Regions from separate parts of the Homo sapiens genome. Here region 1 is linked to region 2. Evidence: chromatin contacts called from ENCODE Hi-C data. All regions are on one chromosome and are shown on one strand. The core of a region is the stretch at or near the end of the contact, and the rest is flanking DNA. Distances in the headings are between cores, read along the strand shown. Region 1 overlaps ALOX5 (arachidonate 5-lipoxygenase). Region 2 holds the start of ZNF32 (zinc finger protein 32).

Region 1 (2,900 bases), core at 228-2,727, 1.8 Mb after region 2:
GAGCCGTGACTGTCAGGCCGCGCGGAGGCTGCCCTGGCCGCCTTTGCGGTCAGGTGAAGGCGCAGAGGCAGGGAGGCCGGGCGAGCGCAGGCGGGCGGAGAGCAGACCACGCGGAAGAGGCCGAGAGAGAAAGCGGGGCACCCGGCCGGGGGGGTCATTTACAAGGGACGCTGGGCACGAAGGAGGCTGGGGCGAAGATGAGTCCAGGGGTTGGGTTGAGAGCGCTGCGCAGCCGGGCTGAGAAGAGAAGCTGACGAGTGACTCCCGACAAGGGACGGGGGAGAGGGAACCTGGGGGCAGGCAGAGGCCTAGGGGGTGGGCTCTGAGGGCAGCCACTCCCACCGGCCCTCCCCCAGCCCCGCAGGCCAGCCACATGCCCCGTGCTCCAGACGACCCAGCTACATGGATGGCAGCGTCCTGAAGGGGGATGATCGGTAGGGAGTGGGTGCGGAGGCTCACGCCTGTAATCCCAGTGTTCGGGGATTCCCGAGCGGGAGGATCGCTTGAGCCGGGGAGGTGGAAGCTGCAGTGATCTGCGCCACTGAACTCCCGCCTGGGCGGCAGAGTGAGACCCTGTTTCAAAAGGCACCAGGGGTGTAGGGAAGGAGCGATATCCCCCAGGCAAGGAAGGCTGCGGAGGGGCCAGGCCAGGAGAGAAGGGCCCTGAGCTCAGTGGACGGGCAGGGTGCCTGTGGAGGAAGGGAGGGACGTAGCAGCAGGAGGAAGGGTGAGGACCCAGGCTGGGGATCGGGAGAAGTGATGGCGGAGGAAAGAGAGGCCGGAAGAGGAGGGGGCCTGCTGGCCTGGCACTGGAAAGCAAAGCGTGGGTTTGTATATGGGAAGAAGACCACATCCCCTCTTATCGTCATCCCAACTCAGAAACCATTTGGCCCCAAGTCACCAAAGCACTCATAGGAACCACTTTTCCTGTGACACAAGTAGGATTCTCCCACTTTTAACTTCCCAAATGCTACCCGAAAGCCTCTGAAATCCTTGGAAATTTAAAAAATAATCCCCTTCTATTAACTGATGCCTATAAAACATATTGACTTTCATTAAATTTTGTTATGAAATCAGGGATGTGTCCCATTGTAAAATAAATTTGTTTGGAAAATGTAGGGTGGTATCCCATCTAAAAATCAGACGAGGCTAGAAAATTTCAATTTTATTTGCTAAGGTAGCATCATGTTGTTAAAAATGCATCATAAAATAAGACCAAGAGTTAATACAAAGCATGAAGTCATGTTTCCCTCAAAAAAATGATTTGTTCTGTAGTCAAATTAATTTGGAAAACATTGCAAACTCTTCAGCAGTGGTTCTCAAAGTATAGCTTGCGTCAGAATCCCCTGGGGCCCTTGCTAAAATCTGGATGGCTACACTCCCCGCCTAGAGTGGGTTAAACTCAGTGCCCACTGGCAGGAAACTGAAACTTGGCTGAAGTCACCGAGGAGGCCTTCCCCGTTAAACCTCTGGCTGGCGACAGCTTGGTTTCCTCGCCGCTGCTTCTGAGTAATTCTGGCACGCAGTTCCTCCTAGCCACCTGCTGTACCTGGAAGGGGGCCAGCCCTCCTCAGCAGGCTTTGCTCCTGCCCTGCACAGCACAACTGTGGCGTAAAAAATGGAAAAGCTGGTAGCAGAAGGAAAGAGCAGGGAGACAGAGGTTAGGTGAACCTCAATGGCCTCATTAAAGCAAATTGAGAAAGAGAGTTTCCTTCCCAGTGAGGCGGGACAGTGCAGAAATGCGGCCCGTCCTGGGAGAAGTAGGGGCGAGGGGTGGGGGGCTCACCGGGCACATGGCCAACAGCTGGTGCCCAGCCTGGGCCACAGTTTGGCACAGGAGAAAGCTGAAGATGCAGGAGAAAGCTAGGTCACTGCCCCTAGGCCAGGTGATCAAGGTGGCTGTTACCTGCCTGTGTGGCCTTGAAAAAGCCTGGTGCCCTCTCTGGCTTGCAGGGTCCTTCTTTTTACAAAAGCGGGTCTTCGAAGCCCTGAATATTCCAGTTATCTGTAAGGATATAGAAATATTTTGCCTCTAGATGACATGTAAATATGTTCCTCCTAACTCCACTTCTTCCTACATCTGTGGCTTCTTCTGAGAACTACCAGACCCACCCTGTTTTCAGAGTAAACCTCCTGTTTTGAGGTCAAACAGACCCAGCTGGGTAATTGGTGACTCACTCCTGGTTCCTCCAAAGAACAGGGGCAAGGGACCACCCGGGACCTCAGGTGCCCCAGCACAGGACCTCTTTCTGGGGCACCCTCTGGCACTGGGCCATCTTCAGGCCCTACAGGGCTCTCGGGGCCTGCGTAGGCCTCTCATCTCCCAGAAATAAGTTCTTTTCCCCACCCAGACTGACACCAGATGCTACAGTGAGGTTTACCCCTCCAGCTTGACAAGCATTCCTAGCCCAGAACACTCAGCTGACGAGGGGTGCTGGGGGAGGAAGGAGGCAGCAAGGCTGAAAGAAGCTTCTCTGGGTATTCCAGTGCCTGGCTGCTGGTCGTAGCCATGGTGAGACCACAGCAGCCTCCCTGGAAGCAAGCACCTGTGTAAAAGCCCCTCCTTCCCCACAAGGGGCTGGATCCAAGTGAAGAAGGTACCAGAAGGACTGGAAGATGATGCTGGTATTATTCGACAGCTCCAGGGTGCTGTAGCACTGAGCACCTACTGTATGCAGCCCATCACAAAGCCAGCCACACTGCCCAGGCTGTGCCATGGCAACTTCCAGCAGTACACCCTCTCGGTCACCTGCAGGCTCCTTGTTCATCCTGACACATGAGGAGAAAAAGACAGTACTCACAAAGGCCTCTAGCCTTGTGGCCCCAGGACCCTCTCCTGAGCATCATGGCCTCCTAGGAGACCCAGGGTAGCCAGGACAAAGGAGAGAAGCATTTGCTAA
Region 2 (3,141 bases), core at 491-2,990:
GCTGTGACTTTGAACTCCTGGACTCAACGGATCCTCCCACTTCAGCCTCCCAAATAACTAGGACTACAGGTAAGCACCACCAAGCCTGGCTAATTTTTAAAAATTATTTTAACTTTTTTTTGTAGAGATCGGGTCTCATTATCCTGCCCAGGCTGGTCTCCAACTCTTGGCCTGAAGTGACCCTCCTGCCTCGGCCTCCCAAGACATGTAGGCATGAGCTACTACACCTGGCCCACATGATCTATTTTTTAAAAAAAATATTTCTTCTTACTTCAGGATCCTAATTACTGAATTCTTATACTTTTAAGAAATGCAGTGGTTCAATGCATACTCCTTGTTTCCCTCTAATTTGTCCTATCAAAATGCTGGCCTTCTGATTTAATGAAATAATAGTATGATGCTACCATTCTTTGTTTTGTCAACCTAAGCACCTGGTTCTTCTTGACAACTGCACATTCTGCTACATGCTGTGATGACCAGGAGAATCATTTAAATTTTTATTTGGAGGACTCACTTCCAACTTGGAACACAAGCTGCAAAGGAATTCCCTACCAGCATGCCAGCACATCATTTGGAAGTTCAAGGTATTCTTGCTCAACAGCTGCACACACATTAAAAGTCCCTGGGGTACATGGCGCCTGCTGCCTGGGGTTGGACTCTGTCGCCGGGGATTCCAGAAATTAGAGTAGAATTCACAGCTCTGCCTCTCCACCTGCTGTGAGGTCTTCAAGTTACAACTCCGCCGCCTATCAGGGACCTCCGTGATTAGTAAGGGAGAAATTGTCATATTTTTCTCCCTAGATCACAGGTCTGAGGAAGCAGTTTCCCCAAGATTTTGTAAAAGTGGCTTTATAATTAAAAACATTGATTTTCCTATTAGAAAGGCTACTATATCCTTTGGAAAAAGCTTAGAAGTAGTCCGTGAGTCTTGGCTTCTTGCCGTGGCTCCCCCAGGATATGATCTTGGGCGAGTAACCCAGCAGCCCTGACTCTGCTTCCCCACTTATTAAACAGGTTACTAACACTGTCCTATCAGGTAGGACAATGAGAAGGAAAGAACCAAACAAGAGGAGTATCAGACGAGACCACCAGACTTAAGATCTAAAATCCGGCGTCCTCTGGAGGGCGGATGAGAAGAGGGGTACACTTGGCGGTCTGGAAAATGTCCTGGGGCCAGTTTCAGGTTTAGGAGCTTGTGGGTAGCGTGGTTTCCCACACGCTGCCTGGCTTCCTACTCTCCCCCGCAGGGGCTGCCTCTCCTCCCACCCCGGAAGGCCGGCACCGGCTTCCCGCACTCGCTGAAGCCCGCACGGAGGCCGGGTGAGCCTGCCGCGGCCTCCCCCTCCCACGCCCCGACGCCATGGGCCCTGCTCCTCTCCGCAGACGCTGCCCTCCCGCCTCAGGCCCCGGGCCCCGGGCACCGGGCCCGCCCTGCGTCCTGAACCTCGGCATCCCGCTCTCCGGTCCACGGGACCCTGCTCTGCGGACCGCCGACCTCTCCGCTCGCGGCTGGCCTCCCTCGGGGCCCGGGCCGGCCAGGCCTGCTCATTTCCTTGGCGGCCGCTGGCATAAGGCGGCCACACGGAGGGCCCGGGACAGCGGTCTGATGGCGCAGCCCCGCCTTGCCCCGGCGCTCTGACCCGGCCAGCGGCCTCACTCACCGCAGCGGCGCGTGCCCGCAGACAAAGGCCGGCGCCGAGCCCGCAGCAGCGCCAGCGCCGGCGCCGGCGGAATGGACTACAACTCCCAGGAGTCTCCCCGCGAGCCCGCCCGCCGGGCCGTGGGTCTCGGCGGCCCCGGCTTCCCAAGAGCTCTGTGGGAAATGTAGTTCTCTGGCGCGCCCTGCGCTCGGGCCCCGCAGGTCCCTAGGGCGCGGGGACCTCAAGCCGTCCCGTTTGGACTGGTAATCCGGAGACTCACAGCGGTGACCTGTCAGCGGACGCGGAGCCGGGACGGAGCCACGGCCGCTCAGATTAGCAGGATCTGATTGACAGCATCGGGGTAGCAGACGCTGAGCCAGGGACTCAGGAATACAGGGTTCTTGCAGGGCGTCGCGGAAGGAAACGAAGTTTTTGGGAGAAATCCGTTTGATAAAGCCTTGGCGGCTTCGAGGTCATGTGTTGAGCCTCTGGCTGCATGAACAAAAGCGAAGCCCGCTTTCATGGAGCTTCTGTGAAGAGCAACAGGAACACAGGCAGTCCAGTCGTCCTGAGATACTGGGAGGAGCATGGTTGCTTTTGAACACGTAGGAGATAAAGCCTCTCTAATAATGCCTGTTTTTTTTTTTCCTTCACTCTGTCTCCCAGGCTTGAGTGCAGTGGCACGGTGTCGCCTCACTGCAACCTCCGCCTTCTGGGCTCAAGTGATTCTCCTGCCCCAGCCTCCCAAGTAGCTGGGACTACAGGTCTGTGCCACCATGCCTGGCTAATTTTTTTGTATTTTTAGTAGAGATGAAGGTTTTACCATGTTGGCCAGGCTGTCTGATATGCCTTAAGCCTCTTTTAAACGCACTTTTCCAGGATCGGGGCCACATCCTGGAGCTGTTCTGCCTGGCCGGGTGTATCTCTGGGTCCCTGCCTCTGGAGCCCCTCTCCGTAGATGTGTCTGTCCATCCTCTTTCGTGAAGGACTAATAAAGAATGCTTCCTCTTGCTATGTTCTTGTTCTCTACCCCAAAGCCACAGATTTGTTAAATCAAACAACTTAATTTCACTCAATATGCAAAGGTGTCTGTAAGTAATAAGTTGATTCCTAAATGTTAGCTTTTACTATTGCACATCATTTCTGAATTTCATTCAACATTTATCCGTTGAATCCATTTTAAGTGCTGACACTGGGGATACGAATGTGAGCAAGACACACTCCGTGCTCCTAGGGAGGAGCTGACAGTCTGGTGGAGCAAACAAACACCACCTTCCTCACATGGGGGTCGGGGTGTTGCACAGCTAAGTCCCAGAGTGTGTGGTGCAAACTGTCCTGAAGCTCCCCATTCCTGAACTGCCCCAGGTGGCTCCTCTCCTCACTCCTCCCAAGTCTGAGAAAGGGGTGGAGGGCGGCACACAGCAAAGGCCAAGGCTCAGAGTCCTAAGGCTGCGGCCTCTGCTTCACACAAGGGTACATAGGTTCTGTTAAGGTCAAGACC

What was found. A loop is a pair of places that touch in the nucleus more often than their neighbours do. Pooled maps may share reads with other maps.
Region 1: a pooled map shows a loop between it and region 2 (18-fold over the local background). The contact joins the enhancer-like site here to the promoter of ZNF32 in region 2. A Hi-C loop is called at or near these places in 1 of 168 maps with a recorded cell type or tissue (posterior vena cava), 1 of 37 single-sample maps with no recorded cell type and 5 of 50 pooled maps.

What each region holds. Positions count from the first base shown.
Region 1 is chr10:45,419,159-45,422,058 of GRCh38, forward strand. The region is part of intron 4 of ALOX5 (arachidonate 5-lipoxygenase); the gene reads left to right. Among named protein-coding and RNA genes, the nearest start is that of ALOX5, 46 kb to the left of the region's middle. RefSeq lists enhancers at 1-474, 475-1,166, 1,195-1,696. Within about 2 kb of position 1,478, at least 33 of the 41 ENCODE cell types and tissues checked have a DNase peak (open chromatin) inside an H3K27ac peak, as active enhancers do.
Region 2 is chr10:43,647,141-43,650,281 of GRCh38, forward strand. It overlaps ZNF32 (zinc finger protein 32), which reads right to left and starts at 1,741. Exons shown (of 3, transcript NM_006973.3): 1 at 1,662-1,741. The region is part of intron 1 of ZNF32-AS3 (ZNF32 antisense RNA 3); the gene reads left to right. ZNF32-AS2 (ZNF32 antisense RNA 2) reads left to right here. Exons shown (of 3, transcript NR_047558.1): 2 at 1-69; 3 at 429-879. RefSeq lists a silencer at 1,247-1,766.